Regions from separate parts of the Mus musculus genome. Here regions 2 and 3 are each linked to region 1. The links are chromatin loops, found by intact Hi-C in ENCODE. Cell type or tissue: heart. All regions are shown on one strand. Links, peaks and the distances in the headings refer to the core of each region. The heading gives the core; the rest is flanking DNA.

The links. Hi-C counts contacts between places; a loop is a spot of excess contacts. Peaks named below come from ENCODE experiments on the same cell type or tissue, not always from the same donor. Only the 100,000 strongest peaks of a DNase experiment are listed, where the experiment ranks them.
Region 2: it touches region 1 in a loop (2.8-fold over the local background); 9 of 42 quality-filtered maps call a loop at or near these places.
Region 3: a loop joins it to region 1, with 3 times the contacts of the local background. A loop is called at or near these places in 17 of 42 quality-filtered maps.

The regions. Positions count from the first base shown.
Region 1 is chr4:155,718,369-155,724,421 of GRCm38, forward strand. All of the region lies in intron 2 of Ssu72 (Ssu72 RNA polymerase II CTD phosphatase homolog (yeast)), which reads left to right. It overlaps Gm22573 (a small nuclear RNA gene), which reads right to left and starts at 1,773; the gene lies at 1,672-1,773. In heart, for the core only: a CTCF peak has its summit at 3,444 (motif pointing right); no DNase peak of the experiment used is centred there.
Region 2 is chr4:155,781,416-155,787,468 of GRCm38, forward strand. It overlaps Tmem88b (transmembrane protein 88B), which reads right to left and starts at 4,459. Exons shown (of 2, transcript NM_001033394.3): 1 at 3,924-4,459; 2 at 176-3,110. The coding sequence starts at 4,187. The coding sequence ends at 2,853. In heart, for the core only: CTCF peaks have their summits at 2,780 (motif pointing left), 2,979 and 4,656; a DNase peak (open chromatin) is centred at 2,846; H3K4me3 peaks cover 2,351 bases; H3K27ac peaks cover 2,279 bases.
Region 3 is chr4:155,767,204-155,773,256 of GRCm38, forward strand. It overlaps Vwa1 (von Willebrand factor A domain containing 1), which reads right to left. Exons shown (of 4, transcript NM_147776.4): 2 at 5,506-6,053; 3 at 3,542-3,820; 4 at 1,292-3,462. The coding sequence ends at 3,125. Among named protein-coding and RNA genes, the nearest start is that of Vwa1, 4.3 kb to the right of the region's middle. In heart, for the core only: CTCF peaks have their summits at 2,733 (motif pointing right) and 3,248 (motif pointing left); DNase peaks (open chromatin) are centred at 2,458, 2,938 and 3,208; H3K4me3 peaks cover 1,439 bases; H3K27ac peaks cover 1,547 bases; H3K27me3 peaks cover 2,356 bases.

The sequences.
Region 1 (6,053 bases), core at 545-5,544:
ATAGGATCTCTTATGCAGCTCTGTTTGTCCTAGAACTTGCTATGTAGAACAGGCTGGCCTCTGTTAGGATTAAAGGCATGCATTACCATGCCCGGGTCTTATCTGCCTTTGCAGTTAGTACTGTTTTTTTTTTTTTTTTAATTTTTAAAATATTTATTTATTTACTTATTATATGTACGTACACTTGTAGCTGCCTTCAGACACTCCAGAAGACCGTATCAGATTTCATTATGGATGGTTGTGAGCCACCATGTGGTTGTTGGGATTTGAACTCAGGACCATTGGAAGAGCATTCGGTGCTCTTAACCGCTGAGCCATCTCATCAGCCCAGTACTGTTTATTTTTGATACTCTTTTTTTTTTTTTTTTTTTTTTTTAAAGATTTATTTATTTATTATATGTAAGTAGACTGTAGCTGTCTTCAGACGCACCAGAAGAGGGCATCAGATCTCTGTTACAGGTGGTTGTGAGCCACCATGTGGTTGCTGGGATTTGAACTTCGGACCTTTGGAAGAGCAGTCGGGTGCTCTTACCCCCTGAGCCATCTCACCAGCCCTATTTTTGATACTCTTGTATTCTGTGACAGGATTAAACATGCAGTAATGCACATGTTAATATTCTCTTTATTATAAAATAAATTTTAATATTGAAACCAACAGACTTCCCAGTTTCTGGACAGGGTCGCTCTTAATATGTTTTACAAGCACCAGGATTAGGCTTCAGCTATTTAGGCAGCTCTAGAAGGAATGGAGGCCAGCATCTAGGAGTGGTATATTTTTTTATAGGGTGATGGTTTAACTGTCAGTGGCTCCCTCTTAATATGTGCAGACTATACAGAAAGGAACTACATGTATGAGCTTTTAATGTGTTGGGGACAGGAGTGGCAGGCAGGGGAGCTGTAGCCATGTTGGTAGCTTGGTGATAAGTCTTGAGTATTTGCCTGTTGACATCCCTCGAGGCGGCTCACCTCTTGGTTGGCCCTCAGGAAGCTTATTACTTATTTACTTGGTGTAGGAAGTATATTGGTCTAGGTGGGGCCAGAATGAGGCATAACAATGTACTTAATGCTTTTCTGTATTTTCAGTATTATCCTTGTCCCAAAGGAGGTCTCTTCCAGGGAATTTACTAGACAGTGGCATTAAGCCACATTAGATGAGAGCATTGTTGAGATTATATGAAGGGGTTGGGGATAGAGGTAGGATCACTATATGGGATACCCATTTGTTCCAGGGCAGACCATCACAGGGAATTGGGAAAGGAGTGATTCCTCGCTTTGGAAATAACTCTGATAGTGTTCCTTAGTCAGTAGGAAGTGTCCCTGCAAGTGTCCCTTTACATAAGAGCCATACTTTTATAGTAGAAAGCTAAAAGAATATTTTAAGATGTAACTCAAAGGTGAAAGCACTCTATATTTTCAAGGAGGAAAAGATACTTGATTAGGACTGGGGGGCCCTAGACCACCTCTGACATACTTTTTTTTTAAATTTTATTTATTCACTTAATATCTCAATATCAACTCCCCCCCCCCCCATTCTCCCAGTACCCTCTCCCTTTCTCCTCTGAGAAGGGAGCCCCCCTCTGGGTATCACCCCCACAACCCCCAAACACATCCTCTCCCACTGAGGCCAGACAAGGTGACCCAGTTAGGGGAACAGGATCCAGAGGCAGGCTAAAAAATATGGAACGGTTCATGGATTTGCATGTCATCCTTGCACAGGGACCATGCTAATCTGTACCATTCCAGTTTTAGTGTATGTGCTGCCAAAGCGATTACTCTGCCATGTTTTCTATTCTCTGTGTAGCTAGGACCTCAGTTTCTTCATATGTGGCACGTGATGACATCTGGTAAGTGAATTAAAACATACAAGCTGAGCAGAGTAGCAGCCACCTGAAATCCTAGCACTCGGGCAGCAAACATAATAGTTAAAAAAGAAACATGCAGATGCCTAGATCAGTGATAGGAATTCTCAGTTCACCTGATTTCTACAGATTCTGTCTTTGAAACCAGATATGGTGGTCATGTACCACCATCTAAGCTGCTCTGTGCAGTGAGACAGGAGGATGACCAGGAGGCGCTTGCCAATGCAGGGTCTGCCTGGATACCAGACGATTTCCCTTTCTTAAAAATGAAAGAGCCAGGCAGTGGTGGCGCTCGCCTTTAATCCCACCACTCAGGAGGCAGAGACAGGTGGATTTCTGAGTTCGAGGCCAGCCTGGTCTACAGAGTGAGTTCCAGGACAGCCAGGGCCACACAGAGAAACCCTGTCTTGAAAAACCAAAAAACAAAAATGAAAGAAAGTGGTAGACATAGTGTCACATAACCTATTTTCCCAGTATTTAGAAGGTTCAGGTCGAGTTTAAGGCCAGCCTGTGTGAAATAAGCAAGACCCTGTCTTAAATCTTCATTTAGGTGGTTTTGTTTTTTGTTGTTTTTTAATTTCATTAAGAGGAGCCCATTAGTTCTGTTTATCAGTGTCAGATGTACCTGGAACAACGTTGGTGATATGAGTTGATTTTTGTTCATGGGGAATGGTCGGTCTTACCAGTGAACTATCAAGAGATTAAGGAAGTGGGTCAGCACAAACGCTCGCCGGGAAGCACGCCCTGCTCTTGCTGCCTCTGCTCCCACTGCTAATGCGGAGGCCATGAACTGTTCATAAGACACTACAGGGCGTAGTTACTACTCTTCCTGAAACTTGCATATATGTTGAAAAGTGGACCTGTAAATCTGCTCTCTCTAGTATGCTTGGATTTATCTTTGGGATCTTGCAGTCACCTTTTGAGTTTAGAATATATTTTAGCTATCCATGTTATTTAGTGTTCATCCTCAGTCTTTTATTACTGTACATTCTTTTTCCTTGAAAAATGGTTTCTGAGATAAAAAATGAACCAGAATTGGCCTTCTGATAGTTATTCTTGTCATTGATTGGATGAGACACATCTAGGAGATTAGTAAAAACGTAGCTCTGGGTATGTCTGTGAGAGTGTCCCTTTTTTCCTATTTAAAATGTTATTGTTTGTATGAATAGTGGTGCGTGGACATGCCAAGTTAAAGTCAGGACAACTGGAAATGATTCTCGCCTAACCTTTGTGGGTCTCAGTGGGCCATTAGAAGAAGTAGGTCATAGACAGCATACCTTTTAAATTTTTTCTATGAATTTTCTTTTCTTTTTTTTTTTTAGTTTTTTTAAGACAGGGTTTTACTGTGTGACCCTGGCTGTCCTGGAACTCACTATGTAGACCAGGCTGGCCACGACCTCAGAAATCTGCCTGCCTCTGCCTCCCGAGTGCTGGGATTAAAGGTGTGTGCCACCACCACCCGGCCAGCTTTTTTTTTTTTTTTTTTTTTTTAGAATTTTTTTTTTAATTAGGTATTTTCCTCGTTTAGCCAATTTAGCTTTTTAAGAGTGCTCTCTCTGCATATACACCTGCATGCCAGAAGAGGGCACCAGATCCCAGTATAGATGGTTGTGAGCCACCATATTGTTGCATGTATGAGTGTTTTGCTGGGATCTATGTCTGTGCATCATGTGTGTACCTGGCGCCTGAGGGGGTTTAGGAGAGCATGCCAAATCTTCTGGAACTGGAGTTAACGGACTATTGTGAGCCACCCTGTGGGTGCTGAGAGTCAAGTCCAAATCCTCTTAAAAGCAGCTCTTTCTCTTAACTGCTGAGTCACCTCCAGCCCATTGGGATTATATCTTAGGCTAGTCCCTTCCTGCATTCCTCTTTCTCTGCTTCCTAACATAAGTCACCCTACCTCGCAATACCTCCTCCTTGAGATTGAATGACATCGCAAACTATGAGCCAAGTATCTTTGCCAAACTGTTTTTTTTCTTCCAGATATTTGATCATGATGCAAAAGTGACTTTAATACAGTCCTCTCGCTGAAGACCATTGATAAACACAAGAGCCATGAGACTTGATTTTTGAAGGTTTTACTAATCTCTACTTTCAAGTGAAGCTTATGTTTATCTTGCTTTTGTTGAGTGTAGGATGGGAATCATGGGCAGTCACCATATTTCTTCCTCCTGGGAGTGTGCCTGCTATGCAAACACAGTAGTCATGGTTTCCCACTAACCATGCTGTTGTCACATGTCACGGCCATGTTCCCTTTGGTAGCGTGTGGTGCCAGCCTAGCAGGCCAACCCTGACAGTGATTTTCAGTTGTGTCTCTATTTTCATCTAGTTAGCAGCTCTTTTTTCCTCCCCAGATTTATTTAATATTTATTTGTGAGTGTTGTTGTTTTGTTTTTGAGACAGGGTTTTTCTGTGTATCTTTAGCTGTCCTAGAACTCACTCTGTGGACCAAACTTGGCCTCAAATTCATAGAGATCTGTCTACATGCCTCTGCCTCCCGAGTGCTGGGATTAAAGGTGTTGCCACCACCACCTGGCCCAAGATCTACCTATGCATAAGACACTCTATACCTGAATGCTGGAAAGGGGCATCAGATCCCAGTATAGTTGTGAGCAACCATGTGGTTCCTAGGAATTGAACTCAAGGCCTATGGAAGAGTAGCCAGTGCTCTTATCTGCCAAGCCATCTTTCCAGCTTCTCTCTAGCTATACTTTTTAAAAGAAGTTTTAAAAATTGTGTGTGTTGCCAAATAAATAGCTCATTTAATTTTTCTAAAATACCGATTGTATCTCCTATATGTTCTAGTACAGGGCTGACATGGAACTGTCGTACAGGGGCTGTTTATCTGCTGCCTTTTTTTTTTTTTTTTTTTTTTTCCGAGACAGGGTTTCTCTGTGTAGCCCTGGCTGTCCTGGAACTCACTCTGTAGACCAGGCTGGCCTCGAACTCAGAAATCTGCCTGCCTCTGCCTCCCTAGTGCTGGGAGTAAAGGTGTGCACCACCACACCTGGCTCATCTGCTTCTTATTAATCAGGTTTATCTAAGCCGATTGGCCAAGGTTTGCAGTGGACATTGCAAATGTCTGGATGTAATAAATACTCTTGGGTTTCTCCTTGGATGCTTCCCTGCCTGCACCAGTGAGTGAGAAGCTGCTGCTAGCCAGTCACCTAATGAAGCCAATCACCTGTATGAAGTCATCCTTCCAAGTAAGGACTTTCCCTGGCTTTCCTGGGCTTATCCTGGAAACCCAGAGAAGCTCTCTCCTCAACCCCTATTTCAGGAAGGGTCCAGGTATGGGTCAAGCGGTATCCCATCTGGGAATGTAAGTCTCCTGCTGCAATGCTGAGGAATTAGGGTGCTCTGAGAATGGCTGAGAGACTCAACATCTCTGGTGGGATATGTGCAGATAGCCATGCCTTGTCCTGACCTTGTGTTACACTCTAGTCTTATAATTACCCCCAAAGAAGTGAAAATATTAAATCATTGGCAAAAAATCTAAACAAACAAAAAACCAGGCTGGGCTTCAGTCGGTTCTGTATGGGCAAGTATGAAAAGCAGGCTGCTGGAGATACAGGTGGCCCCATGCTTGTTGCTTACCCTTGATATACCTGAATTCAGACTTGTCCGCAGAAGTAAATCTCAGTCCAACATTAGTTCTTGGAGTTGCATTTATCTCTGCTCTTGTGATCATCAAAAGTCCTCGGTGCCCAGTTCAGGCAATTACCCCTGGCCATCTCAGTCCTCTAGACTAGGACCTCCTTCCCACTTGATAGCCCAGTTGTGCTTGGAGACTTGTAATACACAGTTCATCGTGCACTAGTTATCCTAGGGATTCAGTTCAGAAGGTAGACTTGAGAAGAGTGTGGGAAGTGTTTTGTTGGAATAGTGTATAGTGCACAGGATGTATTCAAGCAAGCCTACTTTCCACTTGGTTTGAGCCAAATAGCGATTTTGCCATCACTTGAAATTTTGTGATAAGTTGTTAACAACACCTCTGGTTTGGCCTGTGTTCTGCTATCATCTTTGGTGCCTGCGAGATCTTCAACTCTCAGGCTGTGTCCTAGGACACCTGACAGCTTCTAAGACTGAAGCCACATGCTTGGAATGAACATTCTTCCTGAAAGTTGTATTTATCTAAGTTTTTTCCTTTTCTACCAAAGTAACTTTTTTTTAATTAGATATTTTCTTTATTTA
Region 2 (6,053 bases), core at 709-5,708, 63 kb after region 1:
TTTAAAAAAAAAAAAAAAGTTAGGTCTGGGCATGGAGGCATGTTCATAATTCCAATATGTGGGCGGCTGAGGCAGGAGGTTCATGAGTTCTAGAGCATCCTGGTTAGAGTTGCAAAAGTTAAAGTAAAAACAAACAAACAAACAAAAACAAAACAAAACAAGTCTGATACAATTAGATTCCAGGTAAATTATAATGAGCATATTTTTAACATATTGCTGGGCTTACAAGAAAATATGTCTCAAACAACCCCCCGCCCCCAACAATTAAACATTACAAAAACATAAACCAAGGGACCAGAGAGATGACCCATGGTGTTAAGGCACTTGCTACCAACCTTGACAACCTGAGTTCCATCCCTGGGACCCACAACTCCTAAAAGTTGTCCTCTCTGACTGTCACAACACACATACATTGTGGCACATGCACATCCATACATGTACACACACACACATCTAGCAACAAGCTAGAAAGTGGTGGTATACTCCTTTAATTCAAGCATTCGGGAGGCAGCGGCAGGCAGATCTCTGAGTTCAAGGTCTGACTAATCTACAGAGTGAGTTTTAGAATAGCCAGGGCTACACAGAGAAAACTCGTCCTGGAAAAAAAAAGTAATAACACAACAATAAGAAGCAACCAGCATATTGAAGGGAACTGATAGGAAAATAAAGAGTTCTCTGAACACAGGACAGAGAGACATGCTGGGGTGCAGAGAGGGGAAGGGGCGAGTACTCTGTATTGAGGGCCATGAGCTAGTGCCATAAGGGAACCTAAGATGACTGGTTGTTTTTGTCTCTGGACAAGACTATTAAAGTTAGTGCCTGCCTTAGGTTTCTATTGCTTTGATAAAACATCAGGATCAAAGGGCTGGAGAGATAGCTCGGTAGTAGCTGCTCTTCCAGAGGACCAGGGTTCAATTCCCATCACTCACGTGGCAGCTTACAACTGTCTGTAATTCCAGATCCAGGGGATCTGACACCTTCACACAGACATGAATGCAGGCAAAGCCACCAATGTATATTAAATAAAATAAATTATTTAAAAACAAACAAACAAATAAAAAAAAACTCAAGACCAACCAACCGAGCAGTGGCACACACATTTAATCTCAGCCTTTGGGAGGCAGAGGCAGGTAGATTTTTGTGAGTTCAAGACCAGCCTGGTCTACAGAGTAAGTTCCAGCATAGCAAAGGCTACACAGAGAAACCCTGACTTAAAAATAAACAGATAGGGGCTGGAGAGATGGCTCAGTGGTTAAGAGTGCTGACTGCTCTTCCAGAGGTCCTGAGTTCAATTCCCAGCAACCACATGGTGGCTCACAACCATTTGTAATGAGATCTGATGCCCTCTTCTGGTGTGTCTGATGACAGCTACAGTGTACCCATATAAATAAATAAATACATCTTTAAAAACAAAACAAAACAGATAGATAGGCAGGCCGGCAAACAGACAAAAGACAACCCATCATGACAGGTTTATGTCATCTTACATTTCCCAGATCTCACTACACTAAAAGTAGTCAGGGCAAGAACTCAAGGCAAGAACCTGGAGGCAGGAATTGAAGCAGAACCTTACAACCAAAACAGATCTGGAGGGCTCACTCAGTAGTAGAAGTAGTAGAATTTCTGTTTTAAAATTAAAATGTTCAAGGCTTAACCCTGGATGGTAGCACACACCTTTATTCCTAGTACTTGGGGGTGGGGAGTGGGGCAGAGACAGGCAGATTCCCTGAGTTCAAGGCTAGCCTGGTCTACAAATAAAATTCAAAAATAATAATTTTAAAAATACTTTAAATTTTAAAAATATATCCACAGCTAAGGCTATAGCTCAGTGGTAGAGTGCTTGCCTAACATTTATAAGTCCATCCCAGGACTACTAAAAATAAAAAGAAATAAGATATTCTATAAAAATAAAAAGAAACAAGATATTCTAGTTCTAGTATGTACGAGTCCCAGGAAGAGGAGAAGATAGGAGACAGGGAGGGAAAGGAGAATGATAATTTATGCGTAAGTAGGAACATGTTAGTCAAACTGTAGCATGCCAAATACAAAGATAAATCTTAACATTACCCACATTGTAAAATGAGCTCGTATTCTGCCACTTGTCTCAAAAGAAAGACCCCTGGTCAGAGAATGAGCTCCAGTTCTAGATATGCGCTGATACCTGACCCCGAATGCAAGCTGAGTGCTAGGAGCTGGAGAGATGGCTCAGGGTCCTTTAGAAGACAGCTGGCTGCTCTTCCAGAGGACCCAGGTTGCAGTCCTAGAACCCACATTGCAGCTCGCACCTGCCGGTAACTGCAGTTCGAGGGCTTGTGACACCCCCACATAGATACACATGCAGGCAAAACATCAATACACACACGCACAAAAATAAATAAATAAAAATAAATTACATATTAACAACGACACGCCGATCCTGCACTTACACTGAATCACTGATCCCAGATCCTATCTCAAACCTGATCCGGGCAATAGTTTGACCATGGACCCAACTGATCTTTTGTCCTGTACAAGGTCAAGACCTTGGAGGACTCAGCTGATCCCGCAAGTTGAGCCATGACGTCTGGTTGCTACTGGCTACACCGGAGCTTCTAGAATTATGCGTGGTTGGGGGGGGGGATTCAGAGATAGCTGCCAAGTCGGCTGCTGACCACAGAATTGGGTGGAAGACATAATATGCTTTTCTGCTTTTCTTGAAGGGACACCCTTTCTCCCTCTTCTGAGGGACCCTGTTGCCATCTCCTGGCGACTTCGAGCACTGCTCTCAGAGCCCCAAAGCAGCCGCCCGAGTCATCCACTTTACGGGGGTCGAGGGACCTGGGAGGCTCTTGACGCGCAGAGACCTTGAGGCGTCAGACCCAAGCACAGAGTTGTTTGTCCTCGTCCGGGTGGCCGTCGGCCAGATCTCCGCTGCTCCTGGGCGGGCGGCGCGGAGCCGGGGTCCTCGCGGGATCAGGCAGCGCAGGGCGTAGTCGCCGGACCAGGAGGGAGCGCGCGGCGGCGGCGAGCACCACGAGCGGCGGCAGGGAGAGCAATCCGAACACAATGAGCGCCGCGGAGCCGCGGTCCGAGAGCAGCGCTCGGCACCGTGGACCCGGAGCCGGATGAACCTGTGGACAGTGGAGGCGTGCAGTCAGGCGGGGAGGCCCCAGAGCAGCGCAGGGGTGAGGGAGGTCCTGGGCCCCGAGCTCAGGGCAGAGTCCAGAAAGAAAAGCGTAAGGCTGGGAGGCCTGCCTGGAGGTGGAGCCTGGACAGAAATGCGAGAACAGAACCAAGAGTGTGTGTTCGGGGATTCCTTAAGGAAAGGCCAGAGAACCTCCCTGGCTCTCCCAACCCAGTTTTCCTGTCCCCATATGAGCTTCCTTCCATGCCCCTTACCTGTTGACAGCTGATATGGCTCCATCTGGACTGTCACCCAGCTAGCATCGTTTCTCTCTATCAGCTTCAGAAAGGGGATATAGGGGTCGTCTATGTATAGGTCAAGCCTTAGATGAGCGGAAGCCTAACCAAGGTCAAGAGGGTTCAGGGAAGGGCTGTGGGGGGGAGGAGGTGGGGGGGAGGAGGTGGGGGGGAGGAGTATGAGGAGTGGAGAAGCACTGAGGACGGGTGAATCTGACAATTTCTTTTCCTATCTCCACATCAACCTCACTGACCAGGCCCTAGTACCTCCTGGTACAAAGCTAAGAGGCCTGGGGGGGGGGGGCGGGGGGGGGGAAGCAAGACAGCTGTTCACCGAGTAACAAAGAGACTTTCTTTGACTGCAGCTGGCAGGGATGTTGGCATAACAGGAGGATGCATATATCTCTGGTTACAAAGGGGCAAGGCTAGAAGGGGGTAGATTCACCTTCAACCCCAAGGACTTGAACCTCCACAGAACTCTCACTTCCCCACTTCCCGGGGACTAACCAATGGCTACTGCTCACCCTTGAGTGACACAGGAATCCCAGGTAGACAACGGCAGCTGCTGGTAGCAACACCAGCAGGAAGACTGTTCCAGGTAGCAGCAGATGAAGCAGGAACCCAACTAGAGCCCGGCCAGACAGCACCAGGGTCCCGAGGCCTCGGGTGGCCAGGATAGGAGCCAGGACTGAGATGTGGTAATCAGTAGGCCTTCTTCGGGGTAGCATGGGTGCTGTGTCTGAGGCAACGCCTTCATCCTCTTCTGTCTCCCTTTCCTGCTCACTCATGTCGTGCCGCGGGGCTTGAAGGATGTTCCCCCAAGATCACAGTGGTAGGCAGCAGGCCTAATCCCCCTCCTCCAACCACCCTAGGCCCAGACTAGAGAGCCTTTTACCCTCCCCAGATTCAGTTCACATCTAGATCCTCGCCATCAGAGAGTAGACTCTCATCCAGTTTAATCTAGCACTGAATATCAGTCTCCAGGGCTACACCTCTGCCACAGTTTCCCCTGCTACCTTGTTGGGCCTCTTTACCAGGCAAAGGCAGGCAGCGCCTATGTGCTCGGCTCAGGTCTTACAGAGCTCTTCCCATCTGAGCACTGGGGCCCTCCTTTCTCTCAGCCCATCTCCCAGTTCTCCCAAACAATGGCTTCATTTCACAGATCTTGGCGATGACAGAAGCTCTATCAATAGCTGCCATTTAGGGACGAACTATTAACTCATTTCCCAGTACTAGCCCCTGCACTTCCCCTTATCTGACACCAGGTGACTTCATGTTGTGGAGTGATTCACAGCATGACAGGGTTGTACAGTTAGTAGTGCTTAAGGTAGTACCCGGCACAGAGTGGATACCTAATTAACAGCAGTTGCAGTTGCTCTGTACTAAATCCAATCAATCATGGAAGTATACAACAAGCCTTTCAGATGATGGGAGCATATAGTCCACTGAAAACTCCAGCCCTCTTCTGGTCTTCATAGGCACTAGGGATGCTTGTAGTGCACATACATACATACATACATACATACATACATACATTTGGGCAAAATGTTCATACCCATAAAGTAAAATAAATACATCCAAAAAATTTTAAGTGTTGTAAATTATCTCCTTACTAAGCACACATTCTTGTAATTTACACACACACACACACACACACACACACACACACACACACACACACACATATCCTCTTCCACTATGGCTAGACAAGGCAGCCCAGTTAGGGGAACAGGATCTACAGGCAGGGAACAGAGTCAGGTAAGCCCCAGCTCTGGTTGTCAGAGAACTCCCATAACAAACCACAACCACCAGCAACCAGCCAACAACCCACCGCACCTCTCAAGGCCCTAACATTTCTATACTCTGTGAAAAGTCCCCAGAATTACAAACATCACACAATCACAGAAATTATCCGCACCTGGCAAAATCACACCTGTTAGAGAACAAGACAAATGATAGCCATCTCCTGTGCACAGTCCAAAGCAGCTCCATATCCCTATGCCTAGAATCAAAATGAAAACACTACCTTATAATATTTCTGTGTTTTTCAAGGAAACCAAAACTCCAAAATTGTCAGTACAGGTTGTGAGTCACCTTGTAGGTGCTGAGAATCTAGCCATGGTCTTCTGTAAGAGTAACAAGTGTTCCTAACTGCTGAGCCATTTCTCTAGGCTCTGACATTTATTTTTGTTTTTGTTTTGTTTTGTTTTGTTTTGTTTTTTTGAAACAGGGTTTCTCTATATAGCCCTGTCTGTCCTGGAACTCACTTTGTAGACCAGGCTGGCCTCAAACTCAGAAATCCACCTGCCTCTGCCTCCCAAGTGCTGGGATTAAAGGCATGTGCCACCACTGCCCGGCCTATATTTCTGTTTTTTAAAGGAACGAATATTCTCACTACACATCCCACTATGAATGTTTATGTCAGTCCAGATCTTTGCTTCTTGTTGGCTAGCCTATGAAACGTACTTTTAAGGAGCTGGGATTAAAGGCATGCGCCACCATGCCCGGCTCGACATTTTATTTTTGATTATGTGTGTATGTGTATCTATATGTGGGTATGTGCACATACGCAGGAGAGTCCTCAGAGGCCAGAAGTGGGAGTCAAAGCTGGGCATGGTAGTACTACACACTTTCTATCCCAGCAGTTGGGAGGC
Region 3 (6,053 bases), core at 709-5,708, 49 kb after region 1:
CTGCATGCTCACAAGGACATGGGCACCAGCACTTGCAGCAGCCTCCCCCTCATAGTATCCAGGATATTCTCAGTTCTGCCTCCCCAGCTTCCTGGATGCTTCACATTTTACATGGATCTCAACCAGGAGCAACCACGAAACAGCCAGCCCTTCCTGGTGTCTTGGTATGTACTGAGAAGCAGAGTGGCCATTCTTGGCATCTATGTTAAGCTTTGGGTGGCATCTGCCACTGCTGATCACCCCAGACACTGAGTGAATAGAGTTGGGACCAGAGGAAGCACAGAGGCAGGAGGCATTTTGTGGCAAACAACTAATAGGAAATCCCATCCCATTAAATTATTTCCTGGAGCCAGCAAAATGGCTCAGCAGATAAAGATGCTTGTCACACAAGTCTGACAAAGTTTAAACCCTGTTTCCTATAGACTTCCTCAGGACCTGCACTAATCTGAAATGTATATAAATTCAGAGGTTGCTGGGAAGTAGTGGTGCATGGCTTTGATCCCAGCCGTCAAGAGGCAAAGACAGGTGGATCTCAGAGATCAGAGTTCAAGATCAACCTGGTCTACAAATCGGGTTCCAGAACAACCAGGGTTACACAGAGAAAACCTGTCTCAAACCCACCTGCCCCCACCACCACCACCACATACACACACAAAAGGAAATGCCTACTAAATTTAGAGATTTAAGATGTGCCTGGGACCATGGGAGGGCAGCTCCTTTGAGATGAGGACCGTAGAAGAAGCATTCTATGTTATCTCGGTGGGAGTGCAGGCTTTCACCTCTACCACCTGAAAACAGATGGTACTGGTGTTAGGTCAAGATGAGCTTGTGCCGAGGATTTATGTGGAAGTGGACTCCCACCATCAGCTACGTCTCTTATGCCCTTCCTACTTTCTCAGGATTCTCATGAGGGTTTTGTTTTGTTGTTGTTTTTTTTTTTTTTTTGGTTTTTTGGTTTGTTTGTTTGTTTTCGAGACAGGGTTTCTCTGTGTAGCCCTGGCTGTCCTGGAACTCACTCTGTAGACCAGGCTGGCCTCGAACTCAGAAATCCGCCTGCCTCTGCCTCGCAAGTGCTAGGATTAAAGGTGCGCGCCTCCACGCCTGGCTTGATTCTCGTGAGTTTTAGCCATTAACAGAGGCTACCATAAACACTAATAACAACCCCTCTGGTACTCTTCTGCCACCTGCTTAGTGTTCTGTATGTCAGGCACAGGGACTCATTGTGGCTCTCTCCAGTGGCCAGTTGACCTACAGTCATCTGAGCAAACAGAATGGGAAACACAAATTGCTTGGAGGAACTTCCATATTTTAGGGGAATGTGAGGCCAACATACCAAACCTACATCTGTCCTGGATGCAGATGGCCTCAGCCTCTGGCCTGGAAACTGACATCACAGGAAGTATCTGAGCTCCAACTTTTGATCAACAGGTGAAACATGAAACCTGTAAGTGCACACATAGGCTTACTGCCCTGACAAGGACACATGGAGAGGGCCCCCCCCTCCCAAACACACATACCCCAATGGCTTCTGCTCCATGAGCCGGCTAGGGCCTTGTATCTCAAGCCATCGTCACACAAACAGCCACCTCCCACCAACACAACACGTTCGGTGCATGGCCAGTGCTCCTTTGGGTGTCCAGGATGAGCCCTACCGTGCTCCTTCAGCTTCTCGGGAAATGGTAGAGGGCAAAGTCTCAGGAAAGCCACCTCTGCTCTCTCCATACCCAAAGTCTACCCCACCTCTCTCAATACTTAGCTCCTGGATCTCACTTGCAGCCAAAGTAGTGTAAGGAAAACATGTAAGAAGAGGGCCGAGCAGTGTGTAGTACAGCACAGGCGGTGGTGGGGACACCCCTGTAAAGCCTCCTGCCCTCTGAGTTGTAGCAGCAACAACTTGACCTACTGCAGACACTGGATCGCTCGCGGGCTGCAGAAGTGAGGCCCTGGTATGAAGCTGGCAGGGAACATGGAGGGACAGGAGCCTGAATGATCCGTGTACGGATGCTGCAGACCTGCTTCCCCTACTCCCCAAACGTAATAAACCCTGTACGTCCAACCTTTCATGCTGCCCACACGAGTACCACAGCTGGGGAGAGTTTTGACGAAAAATACAGCATTTTAATGAGACTGCAGGCACAGTTTATGTCTGTCTGACTGTATTGTTGTTAGAGTCCGGGTCATTAGTGGGGAAGAGATGGAGTAAGCTTGGGATAAGGCAAATGATTCTGAGAGGAGAGGAGAGGCCTACATAGGGACTTGAGAGGAAACCTGTTCCTGACCACCCTTAGGTATCTGTCAGATGCCCCAGGGTAATGGTGATGGCAGGAGGTAGCCCACCTGCATGACACCTTGCTCCCTACACTAAAGCAGGAGGCTCCCTTAGAATCTGTCATAGTGCGGCTCTCCTATCCCTGAGGCCCTAAATGCCAAGGTCTCGTCCCATTCCTGTGAAAAGACTGCATCCTTGGCACTGATCGAGGGCCCAGTGCAGGTCCTGGGCAGGAAGGCAGAGTCAGTGACCCTGACAGATCCCGGCCTCTAGGCTGGCAGGACATCTTGATGAAAACCAATGCCACATCATCAGCCTCCCAGCATACCTCCCTATCTTTCCTTTCCTTGAGGAAGTTTTCGGGAATCCTGTCTACACTAGTCTCTCTTCCCTTTCTCCTACCCACTTTCTAGGCCCAGGCAGGACCTGGATGGTCCTGAACGCCTCCTCAAAGCCATGCGTAGTCCCTGCCACCAGAGGGCCCAGCCTTTGGCACAGGTTGGAAACTCTGTGGCCTCCTCTCCTGAAGGCTTGTCCTGGGTCTTATGTCCTCAACCTGACCTCAGACACTGTCCATCCCCTCGCCAAGAGTTGCCCAAGGACCACCGTGTGCTCAACTCCACTGGCAACCGGAGAGGACCGCCATTGCGCGTGAGGCTACCCGGGTTTCCCGGAAGTCAGGCAAGGGCGGCGATGACCAGTGGGGAAACGACGAAAGGAATTAACGCTGGTCAAAGGCAGGACCGGCATCCCATCTCCCCACCCGACTCCATCCACAAGAAAACCCACGAGCAGCAGTGTCTCTCTCTCCGGGCTAGGGAAGAGGGCCCCCGGGTGGACGAGCAGGCAGGCAGTTCAGGGCTCCCGCGGTCCAGCCTCCGGCCGCATGGACTGCGGAGCACGGGTCCGCGCGCCAGAGGCCGTACAGGCCTTAGCCGACAGCGCCCTCTGGCGGCCGGAGCGGAAGGCGGCAGTCACAGTCACCAGGTAAGTGGTGCAGGGCGTCAGGCCCTGGACGGTAGTGCTGTTCTGGCCTGCTGGCACCTCCACGCGCTCTAGGGACCCGCCCTGCAGAGGTCCGAGCTGTACATGGTAGCCGAGAGCGGAGTCCGGGCCAAGCGCGGGGGCCCAGCTTACGCGGAGGCTGCGCGGCCTCGCATGCGAGATGACGATGCGTTCTGGCCCGGCCTCCTCTGCGAAGAAAGAGGATAGTTGCGTGGAGGAGTGGTCTTCCCATGCCACCCTGCCCTCCCACGAGTGCCCCTGCCTCACCTTGCAGTGTGCGTACTCGCACGTGCTGCGGCCTCAGGAGGTGCACGTTGGACTCAGGCAGCAGTGATACTTCATAGTCTGTGTCCGGGTCGAGATCTGTCCAGGTCCAGCTGGTAGCATTCCCGGGCAGCTGTTGGCGTCTTGTGGTTGCCAGTTTGCCGCTAGGTACCAATTCCAGCACGTAGTAACCAGAGTCCGCTGTCAGCAGGGGCGGCCAGGACAGGCGGAAGCCACTGGACAGAACCTCCGAGGCATGAAGCTGTTGTGGCTGCATCGCATCTAAGGGTGGTTTAGTGCTGGAGTCAGGGAGCAGAAGTGACCGTGTCACCAAATGGGGCTCTCACTGATTTGGAGAGGACCCTAAGATTGGAGCCCCCAATAAAACAGGTGAGGCCTTCTGCCAAGGAGAGGCGGGAGCCAGGTAGGTATATACCACCAGCAGATGCTAATGACTAGGAAACTCTGACTGGGCTGATAGAAGGACAGAGAGGAGTATAGCCCCCAACTCTGGGCCCCGTCATAGACTTCCCTGCCTACTTCACCACAAACCCAGACCTATAAGATATAGTGGCTACTCCTCACCCAGACAAACAACCTGGATGAAGGTACCTCAAAGGTGGCAATGCTCACAATGTTATCTAAGAACAGAAGTCCAGTCCTCCAAGACTGTGTGGCCAACACGAGATGTGTCGTGAGACAGACATATTCTGACATATTCTGAACAGTTCTGGAGGAGGAAACAGACCAGAAGCTGGGAGACTTCATGTTAGTGGCCCCTGGAGCAGTAAAAGTGTGACAAAACCCTTTTAAAAGCTGCTGGACCTGCTGGACCTAAGAGTGAGGAGAGAGTAGGACCTTCCTATCCGAGAGTGGTAGGGGGGCTCCAGAATGGGCTCCTGTGCAGCGACAACCAACACATGATCAGCCAGCCATCTGATCAGCTTGCAGCTGAGTCTTGGTAGGCCATCCAGATCTTGGCTTTCTTGCCAAGGTGCTAAGTTCGGTCAGCTGGGCACTCATTTTCCTGCCCAGCCTCCCACTCAAGATTCTGACCTTAGTTACAGACGTCTCCACCCTAATGTTTATCTCTGGTGATATTCTCTTCTCCTTCTGCCCCTTCCAGGTTCATCTGGGCCTATTGGCCCAGGGTCTACCAGGAGATGTCCTCAGAAGATCTCTTGAGGCAGACCTTTCACCCCTTTCCAACCCATAGACCCACACCTTCCTCTTTAGTGTAGATGATTAACCTGCAGAAAGAGACTTGGTAAGAATGCTACCCTGAAGTGATAGCATTCTTCAGTGCCCTCCACAGGCTAAGCCAAACACCAGGCCCTTAGTCTCCAGCCCCTTCCTTCTCCTTGGGTGACTGACGATAGGAGGCCCAGGAGAAAGCAGGTGCGTAGGTCCTACAGCGGATCTTCCCAGCAGTCCCACAATAGACACGATTGAAAGCCACCTCCAACCCCTCCCTGACTGTGGTTCCCAAGCATGGAATAGGTAGGGCCCAAGCTTTGTAGGAGACATTCCCTGACCTGTTTGGTCACTTCTCCGGGAATTATGGGACTGGCAAGCCATTTGGTCCCTGGATATACACAAAGGCACATGATGCCATAGGCATACACCTGGGGGAGCCCTGGACCTCCTTTATCCTCTGTACTTGGCCCCTCCACACACAGCCCACTCAAAGTAGCCCTCAGTTCGTTGGCCTGGGAGTTCCCGTGTCTGGGAGTCCTGTCTTGAAGTGGTTACTCAGATCTGCCACATTCTCTCTATAACCCAGGTGTCAGGGTACATGTAGGCACCCAGAAGGAGTACGTGCCTGGATGGTATGCAGAGACTGGGTGGGCCACTATCACATACTCAAGGGCACCAGGCTCATGGGTTCTCCCTGGTCTCCACACAGATCCTCTCCCTGCAGCAAGCTGTCAGCTAGGGATTCACAGGACCTGCCTCTTCCCACCTACCAGTTATGGAGCCCCGCAGCTCCCGGGCAATGATAGGAAGATCATCCACATCCACAAAGTGTAGGTGCTTCTCGGCAGGAGCCGAGGCAGCTGCCAACAGCTCCAACAGGTTGCCTCGGCCAGTGCTGACAATGAAGATGGTGACACCCAGGTCCTTGAGCTCCTGCATAGGGGGGCCCACGGGGTCGCTGGAGCCACCATCTGTCACCCACACCAGCACCTTGGGAACCCCTGGCCGGGCACCTGCTTCCTCAGCAAACAATTGTTCTTTGGCATAAGCCAGTGCCAGGCCTGTGTTGGTATCACCCATACGTTGGGGTGCAACACGGATGGCATCCTGTATAGCCTGGCCTGAACTGTACTGGTCAAAAGTAAACTCTGTGTGAGGCTGGCTGCCCACGTGCACCAGACTAGCACGCAGAGCCCCGGGTCCGAAAGACATCGTAGCCACCAGCTGCCCCACAAATTCCCGAACTCTTGAGAACTCATAGTGTGACACGCTGGCTGAGCTGTCCAACAGGAACAACAGGTCCCCCTGGGGGTCTGAT